3 separate regions of the Mus musculus genome follow, and regions 2 and 3 are each linked to region 1. A link is a loop called in an ENCODE intact Hi-C map of the cell type or tissue named here. Cell type or tissue: heart. All regions are shown on one strand. Each heading gives the region's core, and the rest is flanking DNA. Links, peaks and the distances in the headings are about the cores only.

Region 1 (10,879 bases), core at 3,202-8,201:
GCATTATATTTTCTTTATTATTTCAAATTTAGTTCTGGTTATAAGATAAAAATAAAATTTAAATAGTTTTAAAAGTTAAGAATTTATAACTTTGTCATTTATGAAAGATTTTATAGAGAGAAAGAAAATAATTACAAGAAAGAAAGGAACACATATAATCACTAACTTTGATGAAATTGTTGGGGAAAACACCTAGGACTAGTTGCACTATTATCTCTGGTGGGATATGGAAGGTCACAGGGTATATAGTAGGTCACAAGGCAGCTTTTCTCTCTTCCTTTTCATCTTAATTTTGCTTTAAAGCTAAATTAACTTTTAAAACAATTTGAAGATTCTATCTAAAGTTATTGTCAGCTAATGTTTCATTTGTAAAGATGCAGGAATTACTTGGCAGGAAAATTGTATGAATTTATAGTTAAGCATGTGAATCTAAATAGACAAGCCAAAGAGTGTAATAAAAACAAAGAGCCAAAGAAACTAGTTTATTGTGGCACAGGTTAATATGATGATGCTAGAGAAAAGAAATTTCCAACCTGTGGGTCATGACCTCTCCGGTAGCTAAACTACCTTTGCATAGAGGCCACATATCATATATCCTGCATATTAGATATTTACATTATAATTCACGAGAGTAGCAGAATTTAATTTATGAAGTAGCACCAGCATAAATTTATGGTTCCGTGTCATCACAACACAAGGGCCTGTATTAAAGGATTACAGCATTAGGAAGGCTGAGAACCACTGCTATACATGATGTAAGCCTCCTTATATCTGTTGATAAACCATAAAAGGCTAGTATAGACATTTGTCACTCACAGAAAGATTTTCATTTTTAGGTCTTCACCATAAAAAAAAAAAACTGCACACTCTATGGAATCTATGGATATCCTTTTTAATTTTTAAAAATTTTCAATTATTTTAATTTACTTTACTTTATTTTATTTTATTTTATTTTATTTATTTTATTTTTTTTCCAAATGGGAAACTAAACAAATCCTGTAGAGGGAGTAAGTGCGCCTTTCACTGTTGTGTTCCTCTGTTTGTCACGCCTTGCATACATGGAAGGTAAATGAGTAAATAAAGGAGGTGCTGTAATAAGGTGCACTTGAGTCTTTTGTGAAAGTTGTGAAGCAAAATTATTAACTGGGACAGGAGTGTCACATGTACAATGTCTATGTAATGTGTAAATATCCATCTCAATTACTGTATTGTATGAGACGATCGTGCAGGCATGAAACTTCGACAACACATTAGAGTGGCTGGAAAGCCTTGGCTTCTGAACAAGAGGATTAGAAGCTGTGGATAAAAGCGCATGGGAGATTTTTCCCGTATCCACTGGTAGAAGAAGGAATACTGAACATTTTGAGAAAATTTAGGTTCCTCTTTGCTACAGCCAGGAAGGGAGTGACACAAAGCTTTTACTGGATAGAGGCTTCCAGGAGAGACACACTTCTCCCCTTTAACCTTTAGGAAAACAATTTTGCGTTAAGGACAGGGCTGATGGGAAGATGCAAAATGGGCAGTAATTTTACTTGAAAATTGTTTGAAGATATTCAGTTCATAATTTAGTTCCAATCACAGCTCCAAGAGAGATAGCAAAATAAAGTACATATTTTTAGAGTACATTATTTTATATCATAAAGTGGATAGGATATTTTAGAAAGAGAACACTTCATTCTTTTTAGTTTCTCACATGTAATATTTGCTCCTTTTGACTTTATCACACAGATTTATGGTGTCTAGCTTGGAATATTCTATATATGCTAATAACTTCTCTTTGGGGTTTAGAATTCTCATTAATTTTATTGTAAATTGACTGCCAAGGACTGCTGTAATTCTACAGGTAGAGTTTAGCCTCTTGGGGTTATAATATAAAAGAAGATGAAAAGATCACAGTTTCATCATTGGAAAATAATAGTTAAGAAATCTAATTGAGATAGCCATTTGTATACTCTCACAATGAAACCATTAGTAGCTCTACAGGCTTTGTTTTTGAATTTGCAAAACAAAAGAGATCATAAGAAAAATTAAACAAAGCCAGAAAAACTGGTTTCCAGAAAGGCTCAGCCATCACTCAGCAGATGGCTATGTTAATGTGATTAAAACATAACAGGGGTCTCATCAGCATCTAAAGCAAAGAGAATGCACAGGACCCCATCTGAGCTTCCTGATGAATCTACATCATGTCTATTCAAACAAGAAGCATAAAGAGGAGATGCATGTTGGCATACGTAATTTTATTAGTTTTTATTGATTGATTGATTTTTTTTTCTAGGATGCTGGAGGCTGAATCCAGGGCTTTACACAAATTAATAAAGTGATGTATAACTGAGCTATACCCTAGACCTGGCACTTATATTTCTTAACCATATTAACAAGCTAGAATTTAGAAGTGTGCATTGGCTATTGCTAATGACCTTCAGGTAGGCCCGGGCTTGTGCTGCTATAGCTCCCTATAGCTGGCTTCAGTCACCCTGCACTTCTGTAAGGACTCATGGCATAAACCCCACTTGGCTATCTCAAGCTTTCCGTGGATAGTATTATCTTGGACTTCACTACCAGAAAAATTGCAAGTGGAAAGAAAGAAGCAATAACTCATCACAACAAGTGATTCCATGTATATCAGGTATGATGCTCCCCTTATCCTGTGTTAGGCAAAGCGTTTGAGAAAATAGGACAGCTGGGGGTCTTGTACAAGCCTGCTCAACACAGCCAGCCTTTATCCCACATCAAGGTTAGAAGTAGAGTGAGTTTCCATTGGTGGAACAATTGCATAAGTTAATGCTGTTCAGAATTACTTTAACTTGCACAGCTGACTCGAGAGATGTGTGACTAAGTTTCCAAATTGGCATCCAAGGCACATTTGTAGGAGCTGCCTTATCTCTGCACTGTTTCCTTGCCCACCCCCCCCCCTACTTCCTGCCATTATCACCATCAATTTCATCTCAGGCAGCTGAAGTTTCTCCTTCAAAATCAAAAGCCCTTGGAGAATAGCTCTGCTTAAAGCCAGAGGTCACTAAATATATGGATGATTATGGTGAGTCTTTTTCATTTCCATTTTGATTAAGTGAAAGCCTCTTAATTTGGGTCATTATTGATACATAAATCTGTAGAGAAAATGAACATGCATTTATAATGGAGCCAACATTACATGATTTATTGTTCTTATAGTGTGTAAATACAGAAAGAAGGGGGAGAACAAAAGGGTGCAGCTCTCAGATCCCTGGATATGAAACAGTGCCAGGGATTAATGGAGCAAACTCATCCTGAACGTCCAGCCTCCTGCTCTGAATGGCTCATGTCTCCTTATTTCAATCGAACTCAGTCTCCTATTTGAAAAGCCATTTAATAATAATCTCTCTATGCTACTGAACCGAGCTTTGGGTAGCAGGGTTGTGAGTGATAAAATGAAAGGCTCAAAATGCGTTTTCATACCTGATTGTGGACTTTGCTTGGGGATTTTGGCTACCGCTTGAGGGCTGGAGGTGGAGTGCATTCGTTGGTTGGCAGAGTTGTGGACGCTGCTGGGAACCACCGATGATGCGTTCTTTCGAGGCTTCGTGTCTTGCAGCCACATAGGTGAGGCTTCAAAGGCCTGCATCCTCCGAGCATGGCTGTTGGCATTGACTTTCAGATAGGCCTGGGCCTTGTGTTCCTGAAGCTCCCCGTAGTTAGCGTCAGTCACCCTGCACTCGTATAAACCTTCATCCTTTTTTCTCACTTTGGATATCTGAAGCTTGTGGGAGATATCATTGCCTTGGACTTTCACTGTCTGAAAAATTGCAGGTGAAAAACAAAGTTTCACATCAAAGGGTTTTATTCCCACCCTTTAAATTTACTAATGTTGGGAAACTTAAGCATCTTATTGGCTTCGTAGAACAAACCTGAAGGTCATTATTTATCCTGGTCTATGAGCAAGCCTACTTGAGAGGTCATAAGTGCAATTTTAGCAGTGCCAGAGTGACTCTACTGTCCTCGTTTCCCAGACTGTCATAACAGGAGACTGATCTCTGCCTGGTTGGCTCTGCTGGATGAAACACTGCATAGATTTTTCTTCTTTACAGCTATATGACAACTCCCTCAAATATGGGGCAAGGGGTAGTGGGAGTGTTGGCTATAATAGTTTAATAAAAGAGGGTGCACTTTACTGAAAACACTACTTATAGACTTAGAGAGTAATTTTTTTTTCCAAATTGCCTACTAACAGACTACTACTGAGTCCTACTAGCAGGACTCAGGCTACAGAATAAGGCTCAGTAATATGCTCCAGTCATTATATAAACTTGTGATGCTGTTAATGGAACATTGATTTGATTTTCAAAACTGAGGTCAGCCCCACTTACTCCAATAATCTTATCCAGATTAATAATAAGATCATATGTCTAAAATGTAATATTAAATATATACTGTGTATTCTATATATACATATATGCAGTTAAATTTGATATATATTATATGTCAACCCATGACTGACAGACTCAAAGATTACATATGCCAGGTTTAAGAATATGATGGATTTTTATAAAAATAGAAATGAAGGATGATGGAGGATATTCTAGCCATGGCTATTGTAATTATTACAAATAATCCACATCTTTATATTATCAGCAGGCCAGTTTGGGCTAAAAACAGGTGTATATTTACTTTGGTTTTATATTTTTGTGATTTATTTGAATACAATATTTAGAAATACTTTACATGAATTATGAATAATATCCAAATTGAGTTACACTACTTCATTACATTTCAAAGTCCTAACGGATGGTTTCATTTTTGTTTTCTTGAGATTTTTATTTTATATTGAGAGTAGGTATAATTCTATTACTTTGAATTATTAAAATTATTAATGTTGAAGTATTGCAGGCCTTCATTGTTAGGTGAGTGTGAAAAAGATTACTAAAAAACAGTGCAATAATCCTACTTGCTAACAAAATAACACTATGGCAAATTTGTAATTATTTACATGGTTAAAACATGCAATTTTATTTATGGACTCTAAATTTGACTCATTTTTTAGGGATTTAATGAGGTATAAAGAGAGAACTGTCTCTCATTCTGATTTTGTAAAGTTACCTCTTCAAGCTCAATGAATTAAACGGTTTTACATCTAAAACCGTTTCTACTAATATCCATCTTGGATCTGCTTGGTAGTTTACTAAAGGATGTGCCCCCTGTCGCTGGTCCCTGTGACACTCACACTAATCTTGGTCCCATCGTTGTCCGGGTCTCTGTCGGGTAAGAGCTCCACCTGTAGGACAAGGGTGCAAATGCTCAACCTCGCCCGAGTTCTTCAGTCCCAGGCGCCGCGATACTGCAGCGCCCCAACTGCTAGTAGAGATCCCGTCTTCCCTTCTTGAAACGCTTCAAACCAAGCAATTTAAGAGACGGAAGAACGACCCAGGTCCCAACCGCACTCAGTCCCGAGGCCAGGCTAGGGGCTGGATTGCCTCCCTTGTCCCTCCCTGGAACAATCCCTGAATTTCCCCGTCCCCGCGCCAGATTCCCAAGCAGTTCCCGGGGTCTCCATGTCTTCCTTGGGCATCACTAAGTCCTCGGCTCTCCCCAAGAATTCCTAAGGTCTCCGTGGTCCCCTCTGTCCTAGTGACACCCTGGAGAGTTCCTGTCGTCCCCAAGCATTCCCATGGTCGCCGGTTCCCGGTCACTAAGGGTAACCGAGGTTCTGGCGGCTTCCTCTATCTTAGAGACACTCTGGAGAGTCCCTGTGGTGCCCCGCATCCCTGAAGGCTGTGCTCCCCTTGGATGGCCCGGTGCTAGCGTTAAAGCGCTGCCAGGTCTTGTGCCTCGCAGTTCAGTCTGCCTGGCCTGCGGGTTCGGAGAACCCAGGCGAGGACAAGAGTGAGGATAGAAGTTTTCCGGAAGAATTTCCATATCTCTGCTCTCGCTGCTGACCAGTCCGCAGCTCTCTTCTACAGACTTTCTCATCCTCTAGGTCTCAGGTCCGAGTCCCTTTTGCTTCGTGGGCCTCCGGGTTCCCGCTCTTACCACGACTCTTCTAGCTTCTCTTTAGATTTTCCTTCCTCCTCTTCTTCCATTCTCCCTCCTTTACTCATCTCCTGCTCTACTTTCCTCTCAAGTCCAGGGCCTCTCCTTTATTTTCTGATGTCTACCCCATTGCTACCTCCCCTCCTCTTTCTCCTCCCCCTCCCCACCTCCGCCTTCCTTCCCTCCCTCCCTCCTGCCCGCCTCTCTCACTCCTTCAGAGAGAGAGAGAGAGAGAGAGAGAGAGAGAGAGAGAGAGAGAGAGAAAGAGACAGACAGACAGACAGACAGACAGACAGACTAGAAGAGAATAGAAAGGAGAGGAGGAACATCCCTCTTGATGCTGGGAAAACAGAAGGCTGGTGGAGGGTGGGAGAATGTCCTGAGCTGTATCAGAGACACACTGCCTGTTTGGATAGCTCCATAATACCCGTTACTAAGAGCTGTTTAATTCCAGTCTAAATTGGGAAAGTCTCCCTCAGATCCTGCGACTTCCTAGGTGTTTTTCACTTACTGTCACTAGGACAAATTCAACCTTGCTCACTCTCCCAGCGCAAGGAAGCCCCATGGGCAGTGCCTTGGTCCCTGGCTAATGATTAGATAGACCTGCACAGAACTAACAAAGTGACATGCGGGGGCTCTGTGGGCTTTGAGCTATGGCTACCTGCGAGCCTGCAGCCTCCGTGCCTTGCTCCAGGTCCTCTGGCCCCCGAAGGAACCACCACTGGATCTCCAGGTACACTGAAGCAGAGCCGCTTTGGAAAGCACAGGACATCTCCACATTTTGCCCTTCGGTAGCAGTCACATTTCTCGGCAACTCGGTAAATTTTGCTGCAAGACAAAAATGCACCGTTTTGGTGTATCTACACCAGCTTTGCCAATGTCTCTTTCCTGGAGAACTCAACACAAGTTTTTGTTTGCTTGGCCTTTCTTTTTCGTGGGCCTTGAAAAAAGAAAAGAAAAACAGCAACAACAAGCCCTTAGCACACCCCTGTGGGCCTCCCCATCCCCACTGTTCTGCCTCTGCATGTCTTGCTCTTGGTGTAGTGCCTAAATCACTTTGTTGTTGATCAAGTCCAGATAATGGAAAGGTTAATGAGCTTGCCAATAGCTCTTGTTGCTAGCCAAGATGCCTAGAGTTAGAATCAAACATCTTTTGTCAGATTGCAGCATTCCCTAAAACTTACTGAGAGACCCAGGGAGGTGCAATTTAGACCATCTGTCAAAAATGATCTATGAGGAAGCCTCTAGATTCTTAAGTTTCTCAACAATCTATGACTAACTGGGATGTTTCCTGTTAGAAGTGGGTCATAAGTATATGTCAAAATGCCCATTCTTAATCTCTCAAAACAGTGGTTAGCAATTTTGTTCTGGAGCCCACAGTAGTGAAACAAGTTGCACACTATCTAAGAGGCATATGTTTCATCTCCACAAGTTAACCTTCACATTTGTTCCCTTCAAGCCATTGTAAATTGCAATATGTAAGGAGATATAAAAATCATACATCGCATGTTTAGATCAGATCAAAGATTATTTGAAAGATACCACAGAGACTCCGTCTAGCCCCTTTGCAACTAACCTTGACACTGCCAGCTTGTAAGATTAATAGATCCATGTGAAAGTCACAAAAATAAAATCCCCTCCCTCCCTAGAGGGATCCTCGAACATGGAATTTTTGTTTTTTTGTTAAGAAGGCGATTGTTCTTAGCTTATCCAAGGGGTACTTTGCAAAGACCTGATGTCTGTCTAGAAGGAGCCTTTTATTTGTGGGGGAGAGAAGAGGACAAGCACAGGCACACATATGAAAGGAGGGTGACTGAAAGGCTGGCAGGAATGATTACAGCCACTTTCTCCTCTTTTCTTAAAGATAGTGAATCTGGGTGTCTCTTTTCACTGTTTTATGAAACCCCAAATTGAGCAATAATTAAAGTGAACATTTTATGTTTTATAGAAATGGACACTATTCAAAAGGTACCGTCTGAAAAGGCTTTTCTGCTTACATTAGCTAGTGGACTGGGGCATTTCTGCTTGCAGAAGTGATGCAGTCTTCAGCAGGCAAAAACTGTGATTTGCTCATGGTGTTGAAGCAACCACCGCAGCCTGCAAAGTCCTGAACAACTGGGCCCAGCAGGCTGCTGCCTCTTATGATGCAATTCATAGCTCCTTGTGGGTCCTCTGGTAAACACATGGGGAAGAAGTCACAGGGACCAGAGAAGGGGACTACAGCTTTCTGCCTCCAGAGAGGAGCCCCTTCCAAAGAGCAGCTTTGTATTCCTGAGTGCTTGCCTTCTTCATGCACAGTGAAAATGCACACACACACACACACACACACACACACACACACACACACACACACCTGTGTATGTGCTCACTGAACTCACCCATCATTACCTGGCTTGCATCTACTAGATGTTTCTCGGAAACCTGGCTTGCTTGCAATTAATAAACTTTGGGAGAAAAAGCCCAAATGAACACTATTCATACTATCTAAACCCGCTATTGGCTTGGTTTGAGCCACTCTCCAGCTGTCTGTCCATTCTTCGAGTTGGTTCAGCACACACACGCATCACCACAAACACATCACAAGCAACCGACTTACCTTGAGAAGAAAGCCCTTGTTGTACATATAACACGGAAAAGAACATAAATCCAACAGACGCCAAAAAGATCCCCATCATGCCAAGGGAGTGGGGCACATCCGTGTAGCCCAGAGCCCCAAAACCTAAAAAGACAGATAGGCAAGCGTGTCCGCAGGCTGCTCTCAGAGCCTGGGGCGCGATACTGCACGCATGCTGCCGCTCATAGCAAAGAGTAGCTTGGACACAGGGGATTGCGACTAGTGAGGGATGGACCGAGCTGGCTGCGATCCGGAGGCTTCAAGGCACAGACCCGGGTTGCCACGCCGTGAAGTGTCTCCGCCGCCGGCTGGCTGCTTCCGCTACCTGGCAGTTCGTCCCACGTCAGTCGCTCGGCTTGCGTGCTCGCCGCCCTCCCCACGCCCAGCGAGCCCGCGGCGAGTGGAGCGGGCGCAGGGCGGCGCGGACTGGGCTCGCGCGGCGCCCAACTTTGCCTCTAATGGCTGCAATGATGCCTTTAACTCTCTGAGCGCCGGGACTGCGCACCTGCCGGCCGGGGGTGGGGATGCGGGGCCCTGGCAGATCTCTGCTCTCCAGTCCGCCTTTACTCCCATCAGTCAGCTCGGGTTTAGCTGGATCAGATGGCGTTTTGCAAAGAGAGAAGGACAGGTTTAGGGTCTTGGCGTTTGCTCTGGGGTAGGGGTTAGGGATTTCAGGAGGAAGTTGAGGCATTGTTAAAGACGGAGGAGGAGTGGGGTGGGTTGGGAGTGACTGCTTTGGGGAGATGAAAACAGCCCACGGAGGAAAAAGGCGCTTAACCAGTTATTAACTGCTCCAGCTAAAATGATCTTATGCTATTATTATTTCACCAGAATGTATTGTAAGCAGTTTACAGCCCAGGAGAGGCCATTCATGCAGGCACCAGATCACTCCAGCTGGCGAATGGAAGGCACAAAAAGTACAAAAGTCATGTATTAGAGAATGCTCCAGAAGGAAAAGTCCATAACGCTATGCGTATCATCTTTTTCATGCTTATACCCATTGCCTGCGTTGCCTCCCTCCCACAGTATTCTGGGTGGAGGAGGGGTTTTGCAAATCATTAAGGTCCTCTTTACAAGATTTATTTTTGTTTTGTTCAGTTCCTTTTGCATAACATTAATTACATAATAGTCTTTAGGATTATGTGAATAGACAATATTTTAGCAGGCTCTCTCTCTCTCTCTCTCTCTCTCTCACACACACACACACACACACACAGACACACACACACACACACACACACACACACACACACACACACACACACACACAACCCTCCAGTAAGTTTCAGGACTTGGAATAAGCCTAGTCATTTGCTTTGGAAAAGCTTGAGTTGTATACTGTATTCTTAAAATTAAGAATCTTAAAACAACAAATACACTCAGAAACTCCTATCAGTTCTTGCCCAACTCAACCCTGGGTCAATGAACTTGCATTTTAAATTTTATTTTTATCCAAAATCACCGAATAATTTAAATTATTTTCATTATAGTTTCCTATGTAGATAGACATATAGTCTTCCTTAGTAATTGGAAATATGCATTAATCTTAATAATGCTACCAGAAACCAGTGAAGTTTATATATTTCCATTTTATAAGTTTTGAGTTTGTGCTTGGCTGATGGCTTTCCTGTCACACAAAAACTTAACCCTACCATGGCCATAGTATTTTAAAGCACTTGTCTGCTACAGTTGAATGCATCAGGAACTTAAAATATCAAAAAATAAAAATAAAAATAAAAAATGAAGGTACATGAACTTCATGGCAAAACATTTTATTTTGTGAAAATATAGTTACTCCCATTACTGATAGGCATGGGGAATATTTCACATCTGTTATGTTTAAGCTAGACATATTCTCCATCTTCCTTGCAACCAATGCAGAAAAAGGATTTTGAAGTCTGTCATAATTTTTTTTTTTAAAAAGTCTTTCTTCTGTTCTACCATTTTGTCTTGGAGAAGCTGTTCAGTGCATAGAAACACAATGCAGGGAAACACTCCACAGCAACCAATACTTCAAAAACCAAACAACATATTGCACGCATTCAATGCTCATCTGGCAGGTCATCTTGTCATTTAAATGTTAGGCCTAACTTGACATGTGGGAAGAGATTACAGGGTTTTAGCTTTCTTTGCAGCATTCAGCATAAACACTAGCTTAACGTGTCTTGAGAACGACCTGACTTCATGATTATCTGCTGTCCAAATAGTTTCCAGTCCAGAGGAAGAGCTCCACCAACAACAAGGGGTCTGTGTGAGTCCGCT
Region 2 (10,879 bases), core at 227-5,226, 140 kb before region 1:
TCCTTGATAGTTTTTCTCTAAGGGTACAGACCGACCTGCAGTTGGAAGCCCTGTGTCAGATGCCAGATATCTGGGATTGCTTTAGATTGTCCAGTTGCAGTTCTGTACTGCTTTTTCTTCTTTCTTTTAGACAAGAATACCTCATCTTCTTGCCTTATATCTTTTGTTTCCTTTCATCTGTAGTTTTCCATTCTCTAGTCTTATTTATCTTTCTATATTAACCGCTATTTTCACTCTGATTATTTTTCCAGTCATACTTTCAGTAACTGGTATCTCACCATTTTTCTTCTACCTCTTCACCTACCAGCGCACTTGGGATGATTGTCAACATTTTTTTTTTTTTTTTTTTTTTTTTTTTGCAGTTTCTCTTCACCACAAAGGAAGGAGGACAGACACTGGGTCTGGAGGCAGCCCACATTGGCTTCAGCTTTGTCTCCCTCAGCAGGTCTCCTGCTCCCCACCTGTGATGGAGCTGCCTGTGGCAACTGCTGTTCTGCCTGAGGGGTTACATAAGGTAGGGGTGAAAAGAGAGGGAGAATCCAGAAAGAGGCCAAGAAACAGGTTCCTGGCTCCACAGGGGAGATCAGCAATAACCAAGCAGTTAGTTATTGATGCTTACTTCTCCTTAACTCACCCAGATTGGGACTTTAACACTGTTGAAGGTAAGAGGAGGCTCTTGGTTTACTGTCAGGCTCTGCTGGAAGGCCTTAAGGCAGATGGCCCACATATCTGCGAAAATGTATGACATTAGGTACGGAGATAATAAGAGTCCTGCAGCTTTCTTAGAGAGGATCATGGAGGCATTCCTACAATACACCCACATGGACCCTGATTCATCAGAAGCAAAAGGAGGAGTAGCCCTAGCTTTTATTAATCAGGCAGCACCAGATATCAATCAAAAGCACAGAGGGTTGAAAGGTTAGGAGAAAAGAGTGTGAGGGACTTAGTGATAGTGGCAGAGAGAGTATTTAATGGAAGAGAGACTTCAGAGGAAAAACAGATGAGAGGACAGAGGCTACAGACTCAAGACCTGGCAAAGATCCTGCTGTCAGCCACAGCCAAGCCAGAAGACCATAGGAGAAGCCTAAAACAGATAGCTTCCAAAGAAGGAGGTAAGGGGGTGCCCTAAGGATCTAGAATACCCACACTTAAGAAAGAACCAATGTGCTTATTGTAAGGTGGAGGAGTACTGGGCCAGAAAATGCCAGAAGAAGAAGAAGAGGAAGAAGAAGAAGGAGGAAGAGGAGGAGGAGGAGGAGGAAGAGGAAGAGGAAGAAAAGAAGAAGAAGAAGAAGAAGAAGAAGAAGAAGAAGAAGAAGAAGAAGAAGAAGAAGAAGAAGAAGAAGAAGAAGCAGTAGCAGCAGCAGCAGCAGCAGCCTATCTAAACCCTAGCCTTCGAGGATGAAGAATGGGGGGGGGGGGTGTTCAGATCCTCTCCCAGAGTCCAGGATAACTCTAAAAGTTGAGGCAAAACCTATAAGCCTGAGGGTAAAGTTTCTTCAAAGAAATCCTGGGTCCAAGGGGAAAGAGGAATTAAACAATACTCATGGACTACCAACAAACAAACAAACAGTGAACTTGGAAATGGGCAGAGTAACCCACTCATTTCTGTTGTACCTGAATGTCCATGCCTCCTCTTGGGGAGAGATTTGTTGACAAAAATGGGCACAACTTCATTCCTCCCCAGAGAGCCAAACTATTAGGTTCAAACTGGAAGCCTATTCATGTCCTGACCACGACTCTAGCTGAAGAGTACTGGTTGTTTGAGTCCCTGCCCATCCCAGAGGATGAAATCACTACTTGGCTTTAGGTAGCTTCCCCAACACTTGGGCAGAGACAGGAGGAGTTAATTTGGATTGATCTCAAGGCAGCAGCTGAGCATGTACAGGTCCAATAGCACCCAGAGTCTCTGATTGCTAAGGAATAATCCCCTGTATCATGAGGCTATTAAATGTGGGGTTCTGAGATCCCCCTCCTGTCAGTCAAGAAGTCTGGAACTAACAACTATAGACCTGTACAAGACTTATGAGAGAGGTAAACAAATGGGTTATGAATATCCACCCAATAGTCCCTAAACCCTATACTCTCTTGAGTGCTGTTCCTTCTTAGTGTCAATGGTACAGGGTGCTGGACTTAAAGGATTCTTTCTTCAGTTAACACTTGGAAACCAAGAGCTAAGATCTCTTTGCCTTCAAATGGCATGATCCTGAGCTTGGGATTAGTGGACAGCTGACTTGGGCTCGTCTGCCTCAGGGATTTAAGACCTTACCTACCATTTTTGATGAGGCCCTCCATGAAGATCTGAGTGAGCATAGAGTCCACCACCCTAACCTGACTGTTTTGCAGTATGTAGATGACCTCCTGGTGGCAGCAGAGACCAAGTAAATATGCCTGACAGGAACCCAGGACTTTTTGGAGGCCCTGGGAAATTTGGGCTATGGTACCTCCACTATGAAAGCTCAGCTCTGCCAACACAGGTGACCTATATAGGGTATATATTAAAAAACAACAACAACAACAACAAAACCAAAAAAACGATGGAGATGGCTCTCTGAGACCAGGAAAGAAATTGTCCTGTGCTGCCCAATATGCATGACCCCCTGCCAGGTAAGGGAATTTTTGGGGTTTGCTGGATTCAGCAGAATTTGAATACTAGACTTTGAAAACAGCTAAAGTGCTATATGAGGCCACCAAAGAGACTCCTCAGAACTTTATATGGACAGAGGGACATCAGAAAACTTTGATGCCTTAAAGAAGGCCTTAATTTCTGCACCCACCTTGGAGTTGCCAGATGTAAGTCCTTTCATCTCTTCATGGACAAGAGATCTGGGGTAGGAAAAGGAGTATTGATGCAGACTCTTAGGCCCTGACCCTGATCTTCCTATCAAAAAAATTAGACCCTGTGACCAGAGGGTGGCCCCCTTGTTGCACATCATTGCTATAATGGCCCTCCTGGTCAAGGATACTAACAAACTCTCAATGGGCCAGAGTCTGACCGTCACCACACAGTATGCTATCAAAGGGATACTTAAACAATTCCCCAATCAATGGCTGACCAATACTAGAATGATTCATTACTAGTCTCTCCTCTCAACCCCATAGGATAATCTTTCAGGCCCCAACTGCCCTGAATCTAGCTACCCTGTTGCCTGATCCAGATCTCAAAGGGTTGCTGAATGACTGTTCAAACATCCTAGCCCACGTTCAGGGGACCAGACCAGATCTTCAAAATACCCCTTGGTTTGATACAGACACAACATATTTCACCCATGGTAGTAGCTTCATTCATGATGGGCAGACATATGCTGGGGCAGTGGTAGTCTCAAACACTGAGATCATATGGGTAGAGCCACTCTCAGCTTGAATGTAAGCACAGAAAGCTGAATAGATCTAACAAGACATTGGTATTGAGAAAAGATAAGAGATGTAATATCTACACTGATAGCTGGTATGCCTTTGCGACCACTCATATCAACAGGGCTATTTATAGGAAGAGAGGCCTTCTGTTGGCAAAAAGAAAGACTATTGGGAATAAAAAGGAAATCCTCTCCCTACTGAGGTCTCATTCTCACAGTTAGGAGTCCTATAAAAACATTGAGCTGAAAGCTAAAAAAAAAAAAAAAAAAAAACATTCAGAGGACTCAGTGCAGATACATGTAAGACCCATGCTTGTTGTGTCAGTTCCCATGAGCTGGTATGTGCCCTGCTTAGTTGATTCAAAGAGCCTTGCTCTCCCAGTGTCCTCTCTCAAGGATCCTTGTTCTTCTGGTGTTCCTTTTCCTCTCTGGCACTTATATTCTTTCTGCTTCCTCTTCTGAAGGATTCCCTGAGCTCTGTCTGGAAAGAGTTGATGAGACCTCCCATTTAGACTTGCTCTCTAAGAAATGCCTGGCTGTAGGTCTGCATCCACTCCTATCTGATGCTGGAAGAAACTGTTCTAATGATGTCTGTTAACCTATGAGTTTATCAGAATATCATTAGGAATCATTTCACTGGTTTTATTTATTTATTTATTTATTTATTTACTTATTTACTTATTTATTTAGACTAATAGTGTTTGGCTTTATCCTAGGTCTCTGATTCCTGGTTATACAAGCAGTGTCAAGTGTGGGTTCCTTTTTGTGGAGTGGGCCTTCATACAAATTGTATATGTATTGTCTACTCCCACAAGTTTAGTGCCATTATTTATCTAGCATATTTTGCAGACAGGACAGATTATAGCTCAAAGTTTTTGTGGCTAGGTTTGTGTCCATTTTTTTAAATTTCAATAGCCATTCGTGTACCTAACCAAAGAGACTAGAATGTAGGGTTGACGGCTCTATGTAGATACTAGCTCCACTTTTCCATTTTTCATGAGTTATAATGTCCTTGGTAATGGGGCCCCAATGTCAGTTTGTGGAGAGCAACCATTTCTCTAAGCAACTGCCTGGGTTGTTTAGGGCATATACATAAGACCCCCTTGGCCACCAAATCAATTGAATGCAATCCATTCTTGATACTTAAAGCTTTGCCCAGTGACAAGAGATATTCAGGTGAGACACTGCCTCCCTCATTACTAGAACTCCTTATTAGGATCACCTTCATACATTCTAGAAAGTTTAATGCATGCAAAACTATCTGTGTTTCCATTTTCTTTAAAATTATTGCAATAAAAAGGCTATATTTAAAAAATTGACTTCTGATGAATTTTCATAATGGACATCAAAATAACAGAAATGAACACATAATTCCACAAACCACCTTAATATGTAAATAGACTCTATTCCCCAAACAGAAGACAGAGAATAATAAATCAGATGGTCTTTTCTTTGTTGAGTGAGTGTTTTGTTCTTTGTTTTCTGTTGACCATTCTTTGGAGGATACAGTAGCTGTATATTGCCTAAAAAGTAGATGCATCAGAAATCCTTCTAGCTGTGACCACTTGGTCTAATCTTGTATCTTATGGGAAAAGACAAAATAGGCCTAAGCTAAAAAGATGGAGATAGTTCTCAGAATAGAAGCAAGGAGCAACTGCAGATCTTCACCTCTTCCTCTTCTCCAAATTCAACCTCAGTTTCAACCCTACCTACAGTGAGCTAACCTCCCTCTCCAGAAAATCTTCTCTTCTAACCCTTCACCCACCCCCTTCAACACTCATTCTCTTTCCAGAAGGTTGTCCCTGGGAGATCATGGACCAAGCTTTTCAGAGAAATAAGTAGACTAGCTAAGCAAGTTCTAGGCAATCTTCAATTTCCCTCCACTCTGCAAAATCCAATCCTCCAGTCTCAAACCCAGGTTGGCAGCAGCTGTGAACTCTCCTCACTCTTGGACCATATTTCAAGGGGATTCAGCAGACCCTAGCTGTACTGGCAGATTTCTTCCTGTCTATGTAGGCCTTCAGCACTCCCTTACCCCATTCTAGCCAATCCCCATCCATAAGTGTCGGTACAGAAACACTTTGTACCTGGAACCCCAACGTGGCTACATCTGGAAGGATTCCTGAAGCATCTAGTTTTAGGCAAAACACAAAGTCACAGCCACTGCATCCTCCAAAGAAAAGAAAGGGCAATAGAAAACAAGGAACAAAACTCCTACTCAACAAAGACACGACCAGATATCAGCTTTAAGAATTACAACCATCACAAATTCATATGGCTAGATGTCAGTGTCAAAACACAATTAATAATAGCCAAGACAACATATCGCCACTAGAGTACAGCAACCATACTAATGCAGGGACCTAAAAAATGCAACATACCTGAAGCACAAAACAAGAACCTTAAAATAGCCTTTATGAATAGAGGTTCTTAAGCAGGAAATAAAAAATCCATTAATAAAACATAAAAACACAAACAGTGAAAATAAATAAATAAATAAATAAATAAATAAAATAGTGCAAGACCTGAAAGTAGAAATGGAGTCAATAAAGAAAATCCAAACAGATGGAAATCTGGAAATGATAAATTTAGAAACTGAAATAAGAAGTTCAGAGATAAGCCTCACCAACAGAATATAAGACAGAATTTCAGACATTGAAGACAAGATAGAAGAAATGGTTACATCAGTCAAAGGAAATGTTAAATCTAAAAGTATTCAGGCATAAAACATGTAGAAAAACTGGGACAGGATGAGAAGACCAAATTTACAAATGATAGAAATACAGGAAAGAGAAAAAAACCCAGGTCAAAGGCATAGAAAATAGTTTCAACAAAACCCACAGGTGAAAATTTTCCTAACTAAAAGAAGGTGTCTATCAAGGTACAAGGACCATATAGAACAGCAAATTAACTGGGTCAGAAAAGAAATACTCAAATATTAATAACAAAAACACTAAGTGTATAGAACAAAGAAAGTATATTAAAACTGTAAGGGAAAAAGTCAAAGTAACATACAAAGGCAGACTTATTAGAATAACACCTGACTTCTCAATGGAGACTCTAAAAGCCAGAAGGGCCTGGATATTTGTTCTATACACTTTAAGTACACTCTAAGAGATAACAGATACCAGCCCAGACTACTACACCCAGCAAAACTTTTAATCATAGTAGATGGAGAGAGAAAGACATTCCATGATAAAACCAAATTCAAGAAGTATTTATTTACAAATCCAGTCCTATAGAAAATTCTAAGAGAAAAAACTGCAATCCAAAGAGGTTAATGATAGCCAAGAAAACACATATCCAAACCCAGCAAATCAGAAGAGAGGGGAAAACACAAAAACAAAATAACAGGAATCAATAGACTCAGATCATTCATAAGGCTAAACAACACTGGTCTCAATTGCCCCCATTAATAAACACAGTTCACTAATAAATAAATATTAGTCGTCTCAGTCCCTGCCGCCAGCCCAATATACTAACAGAATGAATGTATAAACAGGATCTTTCTTCTTATAGCATCCAAGAAAAACACCTCAAAAAGTATAGACATAATCTCAGGATAAAAAGATGCAAGAAGATATACTAAGCAAAGGGACCTAAGAAGCCAGACAGTATAGACATTGTAAAATCTGAGAAAATAGATTTAAATAAAAACTAATTAGAAGTAATACTTAGCTTAGAAAAAAAATCACCATGAGGACTTTGCAATTCTTAATGCACCAAATACAAGGGCATGAAAACCAGACAAACAAACACTATTCTAGCTTAACTCGCATATTTAACCCTCATACAGATAGTGGGAGACTTTAATACCCCATTCTTGCCAATAGACAAGTCACCCATATAAAAATTAAAAAGAAATACTGGAATTAACTGGCAGCATAAACCAAACACGTGTAACAGATATCTACAGAATATTTCAATGCAAAACAAAAGAATTTACTTTCTTTTTAGCATCTCATAGAACTTTCTCCAAAATTGACCTCATACTTGGTCACAAAGCAAGTCTCAAAGATTCAGGAAAATTGAAATAACATCCTTCATCCTATCTGACCACCATGGATGAAAGCTGGATAGTAATGACAACAGAATGTTTACAAAGTCATAGACACTGAACAACTCCTTGGAATGAAAATGGGTCAAGAAAGAAATAAGGAAAGGAAGCAGCAACTTTCTAGAGTGGAATGAAAACAAAAACATAGCATACCTAAACGTATGAGACACAATGAGGGCAGTGCTAAGAGGCAAGTGCAAAGCACTCAGTGCTTATATAAAGAACTGTGGTGATCTCAACCAGCAAGTGAACAGCACCCCTGATCTACACATCTGTTTTTGTGCCATGCACACAATGTTTTCATTGCTGTAATGCTGTAGTGTAACTTCAAATCAGTCATGATGATATCCCCAGCATTTTTCTTTTCTTTCTTTCTTTCTTTCTTTCTTTCTTTCTTTCTTTCTTTCTTTCTTTCTTTCTTTCTTTCTTTCTTTCTTTCTTTCTTTCTTTCTTCCTTTCTTTCTTTCTTTTTCTCTTTCTTTCTTTCTTTCTTTCTTTCTTTCTTTCTTTCTTTCTTTCTTTCTTTCTTCCTTCCTTCCTTCCTTCCTTCCTTCCTTCCTTCCTTTCTTTTTTCTTTCTTTCTTTCTTTTTTTTTTCTGAGGGTGGCCTGGACTGGGGAGCCTTTTTTTACAATCATGTGAATTTTACAATATCCTTATATGTCTGTGAAGAAAGTCACTGGTGTTTTCCTTAGAATTACATTGAAATTGTAGATTGCTCTGGGAGATGGGTGGTTTCACAATTTTCTTTTTTCCTGTGTATGAGCATGGGAGATCTTTCCATCTAGTGTCTTCCTCAATTTGTTTCCCTTCAGTTTTTTAAAGTTCTCACTGTGGAGAGTTTTCATTTTCATGTATAGGTTCAAAGTTATTTTATTTTTTCAGACATTATAAATGGAGTTGTTTCCCTAATTTGTTTCTCAGTAGGCTTTGTAATTCATTTATAGATAGGAATGTTACTAATTTTTGTATGCTAATTGTGGATTTTGCCTTGTTGCTGAAAGTGTTTTTGAGTTTCATGAGTATTCTGATGAGTAGTTTAGAGTTTTGCATAAATTGTATTGTCTTCAAATAAGGACATTTGGTTCTTTTTTTTTTTTCTATTTTTAATCTCTTTTTTCCCTTCATTTTTTTCTGATTGCTTTTGCTAAGATTTCAAGCACTATATTGAATAGGAGGGGAGAGAGTAGATATCCTTTCCCTACCCTCCATGGCCTATTGGATGTGTTTATCCACATTTTCAGTCTGAAATATTACTTCAAGTATTCTCTTTAGAGCTATCTTAATGATAATAATTCATTTAGTCTATTTTTATCATAGAAATATGACTTTATCCTTCAGTTATAACAAATAATTTTGATGAATACACTAGTTTGTGTAGCTAGCTGTCACCATTCAGAGTTTCAATCACAATTTTTCAGTCCTTGCTTTTGAGTTTTCATCAAAACAAACAAAAACAAACAAACACCCAAAAGAACAACAAACCCCCCCAAACAAACAAACAAACACCCTCTCAAAACAGCTGTTTTTGGATGGACTTGCCCTTGTGGTAATGGGCCCCTTTCTTTCAGCTTTTGGTTTGTTTTTTGTCTTTTGTTTTTGTTATGGGTGTTTAGTGTTTTGAGTATAAGTGGATGTGGAGGGTGTTTCTCTCCTGCTTATATCTATTTTGTGTTCTATGTGCCTCATACATGTATGGGCATCTCTTTTTTAAACTGTGATTTTTAAATTTGATTTTATTGAAAATATTTCCATGCCTTTGTCTTGTAATTGTCTTTCATCCATGCCATAATTCATAGATTTGGTCTTTTAACACAGAACATGTTCTAGTCTTGTGATTCCCCCACAGCCCCCAATTCATCACTTTCTTTGATTAGATGACTGAAGTCCTCATTTGTTTCCTATAAGCCCCACTACTCTACTCTGTGTGTCATCCATTTTCTTGACGAGGATTTCCATTGACATTTCTATTTGATTTGTCTTATTTTTAATTTCTAGCTTTATTTCAGTTTGGCTTTTCTTCAGCCCTTCTATTTCTTTATCAATTCCCATTTTTGTATCCCGAGCTGAATTTTATATTTCATTCAGCTGTTTATTTGTGTTCTCTTGGAATTCATTCATGAATTTTTTTCCTTTCCTCTTTAAACTCATTTAATAGTTTATTTGCATCTATTTTGAATTCTTTGAACACACATTTAATTGCTCCTTTGAAGTCTTTGTCTGAGTTTTGTATAAGTGGCTCTCATTAGGAATCATTGCTATTATTGCTATTGGTAATTTTTTTCAGAAAAGCTGTATTGCTTTTCCTGTTGCTTGTGGTTCAGATTTTTGGGCATGCACATTTGGAATTAGTTTGTTGGCTGAGCCTTATTCACAAATCAGGGTTGAGTGAGCAATTACATTGTTTCTCGGTATTCCCTTAGCCTAGCAGATCTTGGCTCCACTAGGTGCTGCCTAAAGTTCAGTTTTGGGACTTTTGATGTTTATTTATGATTAAGAAGGCTGAGGAGCTTCTGAGGCGACGCCATCTTAGGCTCCAGTCAACCGGCCACCTTCCTGGTGAGAGCACAGTGGTCCGCCTGGCCCGAGAGGTTTGTGCCTCAGGCCCCGGCGGGAGCCTCCTTGGCTCCGGGACTCCGCGGAGGGCAGGCTGCACGGGTGAGGGTGTGGAAGATAGAGGCCAGCCGTTTCTGGGACTGGCGAAAGCTAGAGAGCTTCTGAGGCGGCGCCATCTTCGGCTCCAGACAACCGGCCACCTTCCTGGCCAAAGCAACACAGCTTCTGGGAAAGATCCTGTTTTGGGCCTTCATCTTCAGCCAGGAGGAGGTCCAAACACCAGATAACTGTGCACCTTCCCTGAAAGAGGAGAGCTTGCCTGCAGAGACTGCTCTGACCACTGAAACTCAGAGGAGAGAGCTAGTCTCCCACGTCTGCTGATAGAGGGTAACAAAAGCAACAGAGGAACAATCTCTAAACAAAGACAACTATAACAACTAACTCCAGAGATTGCCAGATGGTGAAAGGTAAACGTAAGAATCCTACTAACCTACTAACAGGAACCAAGACCACTCACCATCATCAGAACCCAGCGCTCCCACTTCGCCCAGTCCAGGACATCCTAACACACCTGAAAAGGTAGACCTGGATTTAAAAGCATTTCTCATGATGATGGTAGAGGACATAAAGAAGGAATTTATAACTCACTTAAGGAAATACAGGAGAACACTGCTAAAGAGTTACAAATCCTTAAAGAAAAACAGGAAAACACAACCAAACAGGTAGAAGTCCTTATAGAAAAACAGGAAAACACATCCAAACAGGTGATGGAAATGAACAAAACCATACTAGACCTAAAAAGGAAAGTAGACACAACAAGGAAAACCCAAAGTGAGGCAACGCTGGAGATAGAAACCCTAAGAAAGAAATCTGGAACCATAGATGCCAGCATCAGCAACAGAATACAAGAG
Region 3 (10,879 bases), core at 5,166-10,165, 150 kb before region 1:
CTCACTGGGTTAGTAGTTTCTTTAGTTCAATATTTCCCAGCTATTTCTTATTTTGGAATGGGAAAGTTTGATCTATGCCACTGTATATTGGATGCACATAATGTATTTTTTCTCAATTTTAAATTGACACAAAGTTAGGAATTGCTCTTGAGTGTCAGAAGAGATGTTGGGATTTCAAATAGAGTTATTACTATTTGGAGGACTTGTATGGATGAATTAAATTCACTTTGAAGGCCACAGGATGAATGCTGTGTTTTAAAGGTTGGTTGTCCCGTCAATAAGACAAAAAGACCACCAACAGATTGGGAAAGGATCTTTACCTATCCTAAATCAGATAGGGGACTAATATCCAACATATATAAAGAACTCAAGAAGGTGGACTTCAGAAAATCGAATAACCCCATTAAAAAATGGGGCTCAGAACTGAACAAAGAATTCTCACCTGAGGAATACCGAATGGCAGAGAAGCACCTGAAAAAATGTTCAACATCCTTAATCATCAGGGAAATGCAAATCAAAACAACCCTGAGATTCCACCTCACACCATTCAGAATGGCTAAGATCAAAAATTCAGATGACAGCAGATGCTGGCGTGGATGTGGAGAAAGAGGAACACTCCTCCATTGTTGGTGGGATTGCAGGCTTGTACAACCACTCTGGAAATCAGTCTGGCGGTTCCTCAGAAAATTGGACATAGTACTCCCGGAGGATCCAGCAATACCTCTCCTGGGCATATATCCAGAAGATGCCCCAACTGGTAAGAAGGACACATGCTCCACTATCTTCATAGCAGCCTTATTTATAATAGCCAGAAGCTGGAAAGAACCCAGATGCCCCTCAACAGAGGAATGGATACAGAAAATGTGGCACATCTACACAATGGAGTACTACTCAGCTATTAAAAAGAATGAATTTATGAAATTCCTAGCCAAATGGATGGACCTGGAGGGCATCATCCTGAGTGAGGTAACACATTCACAAAGGAACTCACACAATATGTACTCACTGATAAGTGGATATTAGCCCCAAACCTAGGATTCCCAAGATATAAGATACAATTTGCTAAACACATGAAACTCAAGAAGAATGAAGCCTGAAGTGTGGACACTATGCCCCTCCTTAGAAGTGGGAACAAAACACCCTTGGAAGGAGTTACAGAGACAAAGTTTGGAGCTGAGATGAAAGGATGGACCATGTAGAGACTGCCATATCCAGGGATCCACCCCATAATCAGCATCCAAACGCTGGCACCATTGCATACACTAGCAAGATTTTATCGAAATGACCCAGATGTAGCTGTCTCTTGTGAGACTATGCCGGGGCCTAGCAAACACAGAAGTGGATGCTCAGTCAGCTAATGGATGGATCACAGGGCTCCCAATGGAGGAGCTAGAGAAAGAACCCAAGGAGCTAAAGGGATCTGCAACCCTATAGGTGGAACAACATTATGAACTAACCAGTACCCCGGAGCTCTTGACTCTAGCTGCATATATATCAAAAGATGGCCTAGTCGGCCATTACTGGAAAGAGAGGCCCATTGGACACGCAAACTTTATATGCCCCAGTACAGGGGAACGCCAGGGCCAAAAAGGGGGAGTGGGTGGGTAGGGGAGTGGGGGTGGGTGGGTATGGGGGACTTTTGGTATAGCATTGGAAATGTAAATGAGCTAAATACCTAATAAAAAATGGAAAAAAAAAAAGGAAAAAAAAGTTGGTTGTCAAGTTTATAAGGGGTAGATGTGTGATAGTTAACCATGATTGTTAACATGACAGCATAAAATCTCCTGGGAAAGACAACTGGCTTGTTTGTGAGTGCTTACAGAGAGTTTTAACTAGGAGCATCGCACCATGATCTGTAACCCAGACTAACACCTAAGAGAAAGCAGCTGGGGCTTGGGCATTCACCTGTCCTTGCTATGTGACTGTGTGAGCTATGTGACCAGGTGTCCTTTGCTTCTGCTCCAATAACTCTAGTGACTTTCACCAGCACACTTTCCTTGCCATGACAGGAAAATATACTCTTATGCCAAAATATATTCTTCTATTCTGATGCAGCATTTGTCAGGTATTTTGTGACAATAAAGAGAAAGTAGTTAATACAAGTGCTGTGGATATTTTAAACAATGACATATCTTCAAGCACTCTAAGCTTCAGGAGAAAAGTATCAAATGAAATACAGTTTTCACTTTAGTGATGGGCAACTAGTGCTCATGGTACTGACCAATGTTTCATTTTGGGGCCAATTTTGCTTTTAGGCACTTTGAGGGCCAGGGTTGAAGTGCTATGATTAAAATGCTAGGTGCCACGTTTATGTGAGATAGATTGGTGGTGATGAATCTTGACTTTTAATGTGACAGAAGAACGCAGTAAGGCTCCTTTCTCATATAGGAACTGTACCTCCTGGTCCCTGCTCACTCCCCTGTATGTATCCTACTTCTGTGCCTAGCTTGCTGAGAATCAACATCAACTGCAGTTCTCCTTGCTACAATATTTAGTTTGAGATACTAGCCAATAGCAGATATTTTCATCTTTGTAACTTGTACTTTGCATAAGATCATCTTCTACATTTGTAAATCAACACTCACATGCTTTCTGGAGACGTGTGCGTGTTCTTCTAAAGCATTTTCAGTTAAGAAAATGATAACCCTGAATTCCTACTTGTTTAAAATGTTTCATATGTTACATTAGGTAGGTACCAGAGAAAAGTGATTTGATTTCTTATAATTGATATAGAAGGCCACATGGCAACATAAGTGGACTTAAAATACAAGGTAAAGAGGTACACTGACTCCCAGCCAGGGTTTTATATGCACATAGCAGATGCTTGGTTTGTCTTAGCTCAAGGAGTGAGATTTAGATGCTGGTCTTTACTGATTATTGTGCCTTTAAAATAACAACTTTAAAAGCATAACATACTGTAATCTAAACAGCAGGAGGATTTTGGCTGTGTGTATGTGTGTGTGTGTGTGTGTGTGTGCGTGCATTTTTCTAAGAACAGAGTTCCCTTTTGGTTAATTTACTTCTTATTTGTAAAACTCACTTTTAAGGAAAATTGTTCTGTCATTAGAAGTGATTAATCCACCTCCACATTTTCTATCATCACTGCATTTAATTAACATGGTGTGTTCCTTCCTTTGAGAGATTAGCAATTAAACAGTTCCAACTCACCTCATCAACACACACCTGAAAAATTAAAATAGATGCCTGTTCTTAATTGTTGCTGCACAGTCGTCTCCTTGCATGGTGACCTTCAACTGGTTCTCTTTTCTTTCTTTTCTTTTTTTTTTTTTTGTAGATTTTCATTCATATGAAGAGTCATTTCAAATAATGTTCTGAGGTTTTCAGACACAGATTTCTACGCTTTAACAATCAACTGAATTAAAATAAATGCACTACTACTAATGTATTCATATTAAAGACCTACAATAAACATTAATTTCTTAAGCAGAGCTACATGTTTAAAGTAAAGTGAAGCTGAAATTTGAGACCAGCACTTTGCTTCCTAAGAGGCTGAGTAAACTATGCAGAATAACACAGAAGAATTAGTGGCCTTGTCTTCTACAACATGGGAAGACAATACATGACAATAAATGGTCAATGCTTTTCATGTTGCTTTTAGTCATGTGTTTATGGGCATATTAGATATGTAAAGTGACAGTCAAAATTGGCAAGTCTTTCTTGCTGATATTTCAGTGATTCAGTATTGTCACAAATCAATTGGCTGGCAACAGGAATGGTCTCATTTAAAATTAATTCTGAGCAATGATCTGTAAGCCTTAGGTGCAGGAGTCACGTTGCAGATTATCCTGGGACTGAGCTTCGTTGCTCTGCAGTTTGATCAGTTGTGCTTTTCTGTACTGCTCTGTTTGTTGCAAGGAGTTGTTTCCTCAATGAGTAAACATTTTCTAGAACAAACTATTGCCTTGTTTCTGTCATCCATGATTAGGCCTCAGGGACTATGAAGGATGATGCCCACAGAATCAAGAGAAAGAACACTCACTATGCAAATTCTCTAGACAGCAAGAGAAGGAAAAACTCTTGCGGAATGGGGGGCTCAAAGAATGAGAAACAAAAACATTCATGTGTGGTGGAGTATGAGGTTATAAAAGAATGGTTGGAGAGGTAAAGAATGATTGATGAATCCCTGGGTGTGTGTGATGACTGATTTCTTCCTGGAACAAGAGCTGCATGGACTGATAAGTTTATTGAAAGGCCATTGAGTTCAGAACCTGGCAACACAGGGCTATCTGTAGCTGCTCACATTAGAAGTGTTTGCTTCCTTCTTTATGACTGGTTTCTTACTGCCTAGGGATCATCTGACACTCATTCTAAAACTATTTAAGGCAATCAGCTCTATAAAGAGCAAGAGTTTATTTTGACTCAGATTTGAGAATTTAGACTATTATAGTTGTTTTTATCCCTGGACAAGAGAGCATGTCATAGTGGCAATAAGAGAAAACAAAATCATTCCCTTAATGCCAGGACTCAATAGAGAGAGAGAGAGAGAGAGAGAAAGGAGCTAATACTATATAATGGCTTTTGAGTATTCACCTTAAATGATCTAAAGATCTCTTCTAGAGCTAATTCTCAAAAGTTCTATGAGCTCCCAATAGTGCCACTCTGGGGACTAAATGAAAATATTTATATAAAATATATAAAGATGTTTTATAAATATAACTACATGGTCATGGGAGGTGGAACATTCAGTATCCAAACTACAGCAGTCAATAAAGTATATCTTGTGGGAGGAATACAGCACTGTTAAGATGTCTTCTAAAGTAACAGTGCAAGCCCAAAGAAATATGTATGTTTATATACATATATCTCATTATGGCATAAGGCTCTGCTCTACAAATAAGCTCTGCCTTAGTTCCCGCTGTCTACTTGACATCTCCACACAAAGATCTCATGTAAACTGTGGTTTCAGTGTATCCTAAAAGAAATACATGATCTTCTCAACCAAGACTGCTGTTGGCAGTTACAACATTCATTATGGGCGGCACTCTCCCCTACCCGTATGTAAAACCAGTGATCTGAATGCTGCTTCCTCTTGTTCTTCTCTTTGTCTCCTTGGTATAAATGTCAAGCTGTACAGCCTCCATTCACCCCCAAGCTAGGTCTGTGCTTGTATTACACTGCTTTTTACTTACTATACATCTTATTTACCAGAGTAATCAATTGTGAAAATGTGTTATCAGTCACACACTTATCTCACCTAATACAGTGAAAAAACACAAGATCTAGGAATGAAATAATTTGTGTTCCTGCTATGTCTTGACTCCTTGCGTGGTTTCTATCCAACAGTTAGCAGGCACTCAGAAAAGGCTGCTGCGTTAACAAGAAACATGATTGGTACTAGAAACCAGCACCAAAAGGACTTCTTTGATATCTCTGATCTTCTTTGGTGGCAATTCTTTGGAGGCTGTGTGCTGAGTATGAAGATGTTACAAAGAAATGAGACTGGCTGGCCAGTGTCATGACTTGATGGCAAACCAGACTGCTCTAACTTGCTACATGAGGAAGACAGAAACATTTCTGTGTCAAAATTTGAGAACCGGAACAAAATAGACTATCAGGACTGGTACAAGAATTAGTCTCTCAAAAAGGAATAGTTTTATCTATAGAATCTTACATTTGATATTGATTTTAGATTGGGTAGTGATTGGCAAGGCAGATGATGAGCTATGCTATATCCTGGAAATACTTCAGTACAATTATTGTCTGTAATATCCTTGGAGAGAGAGTGTGAAACTCATGGATCAGCAAGTGTAGTAAAAGTAATTGAAGATGTTGAGATGTGAATATATTATCTGCTACACTGGGCTGTATTGGCATGATTCTCAAAGACAGAGAAGAACTCAAAATATATAGGTAATTTTCAAGAGGCTTCAATGCTCAAATGGTTGCAAATTCCAAAGCATTTGGGAGCACAAAAAGCAAGAAATAAGGTAAGGAAATAAAAGGTTTTGAGCTGTAATCTTACTATAGCAAAACCTCATGTCAATGGTTAAAATAATGTTTTTTTATTTTTTGTTTTCTTCTCTCTGAAGCTGATGTAGGTAAGTACTGAGAAAGCAAATGAAAAAAATGAAGGGTTGACAAGGTCGATTTTATGTTCTGGGAAAATACTTTGGTGTAGTGATAGATAAGTAGATCAGTTTTGAAGTAAATGAGTCAGAAACTCTGAGATTTATCTGGAATTAGGAAAGAAATTATTAGCCAAAGAAATAGTGCCAGATAACAGTTAAGGTAATGAAGCTGGTTAATCAAGGAAGAATTCTTCAGAAGGCAGGTCTAGGACAATTTAAAACAAAGAGGATCTTTTTCTTAGATGGCAGCGTTAGACTCTCAGGTAGGCTTTTCAGACAGTGCAGAGGGCTTGGCATAGTCTACCCTGCAGGGGTCTCTGCTGGCCTATGCCTGCCTTTTCTAAATGGCATGCCTATGGTCCTGTCCTTGTCTATGGAGTGAGAGGAAAACTTTCACTTCATTCATTAGTTGTTCCTTAGACAAACTGCTTCTCCACCTGGCTGTCCCTCCAAGGAAAGGGCCCAGATGGTGGGTGGGGTGTGGGGTGAGGTATCTGACTGGCTCTGAGGTTGTATATATGACTATATATTCATACACACACACACACACACACACACACACACACACACACACACACACACATTCACTCCTCTTTCTCTGTCTCTCTCTCTGTCCCTGTCCCCCCCCCCCCCTTTCTAAAGAAATGAACTCAGAGGCCATATTTTGTGTCCATAGAGACTGAAGGAACCTGGTTACTTTTTGATGTGTTCTGAGTGTATGAGGTATGATGTCTGTTCCAACTGCTGCGATTTTTTTTTTTTAGACTTTTCTCTTTCAGGTTTTAGCCTGACTTTAAAGGCAGCTCTAGTTAACAGTCGAGACAGATCACTCTTATTCTTCAAGTTCAAGTTGATGCAATCTCTTCCTAGCTCAGGAAAAATTACTTCCTTTCCCTTCCTAGCCAGCAGTTGTTCTGCAGCAGTGGGATTGGCTTTGCCTGTGCTCAGCTTTAAACAGGACAGTAGGTGGCAGCATTGCAGAAAGGTTTAGAAGTCCTGCGATCTAACTGGAGTAACTGCCCTCACTAGTTCCACACTGAATTCTTGAATGCCAGCTCTGTTCACTGTGCTTGAACTCTGTTCCATAAAGCAGGTTAATGCTGAAGCCTCCCAAACCAGTGAGTGACTCTGAGGCGAAGAAACCCAAATCCTAGGGTGCGGTTTTTAGAATCAGACACCAAGCACGTGCCACTTGAGGGCAGTGATGCAAGACAAAATCCTGATCTCTGACTTCGTGATAGATCTCTGGAAACTCAGCTGAATAATGAAATATTAATGCCTGACTCTCAAATGCAAGGGGCGTAGAACACTTGTTTATGGGTGTCTAGTAGTTCTCAGACTTGAAAAAATTCTGTTTCCTCCCTCCCCCACACTCAAAGGCAGTTTGCATTGAATCTCTGCAGGGCTCTGATATGTCTCTGCAGCTCCTTTTGCTTCCTATAATCTTCCACTTTGGATCTTCATTGATTCCCTAAAATAAAGCCCGATGATGTCACATTAGGCTCTCCCCACCACTCTCCATCTCTTTACCTTTGTCAAGAATGAAATCTACGGTGTTTTCATCAAAAGAAGTTTAATTTTCAATGTCACCTGATTGAAATTTCTTATTACCTGTCTGTGACTTCTTATGGAAGGTTTCTTTTCCCCTTTCTGGAGAGCTCAGTAGTTCTGCTTCTAGGCTAACACTAATTTCTCGGATGCCTTGTTCCTCATTTACTTTGTTGGCATGCCAGATGGACTCTTTTTAGTCTCCCCTCATTCTGGTCTGAGTGGAGCATTCCTAAATCTACTCCAAGGTAGGTGAGACCCTGGGGACTTTATACACAGAGAACCTGTCTAGTGCAGCAAGCACTGGTTGGTAATGATTTATGCAAAGTGTTTTTCCTCTGCTGGATAATGAACTTAGAGTTCAAGGGTATGACTCTCACTGCTTGCCTGAAGTGTTCCTGCCTCCAGCACTTTATCTCTGTTTACATAATGAATTTATGTAAGGTCAGGATCCTGGTAATTCTCATTGCTGAAAACATTCCCCAGATCCAGGCTTTGAGCTGTTTTTTTCACGGGGACACTCAACTACCATTCCCTCGTGTAAGATGTATTTTATATGATTCTCTGAAGTAAGTCAAGTTAGTCACAGTACACATTCCATGGCTGGTCTTCTTTCAAAATCAGGCTGTAGATCTTAGACTGGCTGATTTAGGAAGTGGTCAGGGTAGTGCCCTGACCATGACCACCTAATGAAGGCACATAAATGAAGTAATTTAGTACCCTGGGGGCATATTTGATTTAGGTTTATGCACACACACCCTGGTAATAACGCACCCGGAAGCCCTGTCCTTTACCTGCAGATATGTGCACACAAACCATGCACTTCAAAACATCAGAACCACCTTGACCTCTCACTTGAGTCTGGCCACATGTACAACATCTCTAAGCTACAGTGTAAGTGTCCTCAGCCCCAGAGACAATTACATTTGGACAGTTTCTTTCCATGTGCTCTGATAATATATCTAGGCAGGAAGAATAGAAGGGCAGTCCGGTCTGGGTACATGTGGGATAATGCATAATTGTGTCTCCTAGTACTCTTTTAGACTATATTATTTACCATCTCATGCCTAGGCATATCTGGACATGCGTATGACTAAATTTAGATGTGTTATGGGGAGGGGAAAGTGAATATATGAGCTGATCTTTCAGTAAAGACAGAGAACCACATTCACTATACCTCCTAGTTACCAAACTACTTCTCTTGAACCCCATAAAATGAAGGTCCCGAGGTCCTTGAGATGAGCTGTCAGTCTTCACACTGTCTCCCTTCATAATCACACCATGGTTTTGCCTATGAGTAAAGCTACCTTGATTACTTGATTTCACACCTTGAAATTGGTGTGAACCCTTATTTTCAATTGTTTGCCTAAGAAGGCTGAGAACCCGGACATCCTTTGTTCTGACCTGACCACCTGTAATGCTCTCAGGTGAGGAGGAGAGGGCCAACCTGACTGAGGACAGTGCCAGCACCTGCCCTCCTTTCTTTTCATTCAGATCTACATTGATTTCATACTCTCTGGATTCCCATATAAAATAATTATAGATTTTAACCATAGGTAAAAACAGTGGAATTCCAGTATTCACCTAAAGTAACTTGATTTGGTGTCTAGTGCATTCAAGATTGCCTCATCTTTGCTTTGCTTCCATGGTGGCAATCGGGCCTGAGAGTTCTCCCAAACAATATGTTAATATTAGCTGAAAATAATCTTTGGTATTACTTAAATAGGTAAAGAGGAAAATGTAAAAAAAAAAGATTGGGAAATAAAGCAGGTAAAATAGCAGTGGAGGGAGAATGAAAGAGCTTTGAATTATATTACATATGTTACTATATAGCAACAGATGAATGGATAATGAATAACATATCTCGACGGTATGGTTTTATCACAAAGAACTTCCCAAGTTAAGGTAGCAACACAGCTTAGTTTTCTCCCATATTTCCCTTACATTTTAGAAAATAAAATAAATTTTATTTTTTTAAGGGCAGTGTATAAGAATATAGTGAGTTATAGTTGGCATGTTTATTAATTGCATGCTTTTATTGATTCAAAGACTTGGTCGCATTTTGTTTACTACTGCTGAAATTTGTGCTCCCTTCTTATATTAGAGACGAAGACTATGAGGTTATAGATCAATCATTTAGGGTTGCCACTACCTTCCATAGTACAAATCAGCCATGAGATAAGCAGGGTCTTGTAGGTCCTGAAAAGGACAGTGGGCTTAGAAGCTATTGATGATGGAACCCTTCTTCATGATCAGCTTTGGACTCTATCCACCACTTACCATATGCAAAGTGGAGGTATAAGGGCTACAGTTAAAGCCCATTAAGGCAAAGCTACATCTCCTAGTCAGAAGAATGGAATATGAACTCTGCCTCTTGCCCTGGGTGGAGACATTCTGATATGTCCCCAAAGATTACAGCTTTGCATACTGTACTTACCATTAGTCATTAATCCAACTGAGCCTGTCAATCACCTGGTCAGGAGATCACTGCTCAGGAAATCCAATTCATCTGAAGAAGACAGGCTAAAAAGATAGGAATAGTTACCCCCTTAATATGCACTAATACCTTTGGTAGCCACTTCCTCCAGGCAGTTGCTTACATATCTTCACTGCTAATCCTATCCACCTTTAAAATTTTATTAATTTGCCAGGTGGTGGTGGTGCATGCCTTTAATCCTAGCACTTGGGAGGCAGAGGCAGGCACAGTTCTGAGTTCGAGACCAGCCTGGTTTATAGAGTGAGTTCTAGGACAGCCAGGGCTATACAGAGAAACCCTATCTCGAAAAACCAAAAACATTTTTTTACTAATTTATTTTTGAATATTTTTTTATGAGCAGTGTATCTTTATTATTTTTATATCTCCCTCCCACATCATACCCCTTCCATGTTCCCTATTCCCAAATTCCTGGTCTCTTTTAAAAGTGTTACTGTTACACGTACACACACACACACACACACACACACACACACAGAGTCCATTTACTATTGCTCCTATATATATGTATCCAGGGCCGACTCCTTGGGAATGGACATCCTGGGCAGGAGCTTGTCAATGAAGAAAATGAAATTCTAGCTCTCTTGGTAACCATTGACCACTTGTAGCTCTTTACTTGGTGATGGGAGCATATAGAATTTCCCCTGTCCATTTTGGCATGTCATTTGGTATTTCATCCTGCTGGTCTTGTTTAAGGTTACCTTATTGTTGAGATTATATGGGTACATTTTCCCCTATCCTGCATAGG

Evidence for each region. Peaks named below come from ENCODE experiments on the same cell type or tissue, not always from the same donor. Only the 100,000 strongest peaks of a DNase experiment are listed, where the experiment ranks them.
Region 2: a loop joins it to region 1, with 2.1 times the contacts of the local background. A loop is called at or near these places in 18 of 42 quality-filtered maps.
Region 3: a loop joins it to region 1, with 4 times the contacts of the local background. A loop is called at or near these places in 18 of 42 quality-filtered maps.

What each region holds. Positions count from the first base shown.
Region 1 is chr11:16,255,807-16,266,685 of GRCm38, reverse strand. It overlaps Vstm2a (V-set and transmembrane domain containing 2A), which reads right to left and starts at 8,944. Exons shown (of 5, transcript NM_001290539.2): 1 at 8,600-8,944; 2 at 6,665-6,831; 3 at 5,198-5,248; 4 at 3,436-3,772. The coding sequence starts at 8,678. In heart, for the core only: a CTCF peak has its summit at 5,241; no DNase peak of the experiment used is centred there; H3K4me3 peaks cover 1,273 bases; H3K27ac peaks cover 343 bases; H3K27me3 peaks cover 2,678 bases.
Region 2 is chr11:16,395,308-16,406,186 of GRCm38, reverse strand. No RefSeq gene overlaps it. Among named protein-coding and RNA genes, the nearest start is that of Sec61g, 110 kb to the left of the region's middle. In heart, for the core only: a CTCF peak has its summit at 2,355 (motif pointing right); no DNase peak of the experiment used is centred there.
Region 3 is chr11:16,409,001-16,419,879 of GRCm38, reverse strand. No RefSeq gene overlaps it. Among named protein-coding and RNA genes, the nearest start is that of Sec61g, 94 kb to the left of the region's middle. In heart, for the core only: a CTCF peak has its summit at 7,058 (motif pointing right); no DNase peak of the experiment used is centred there.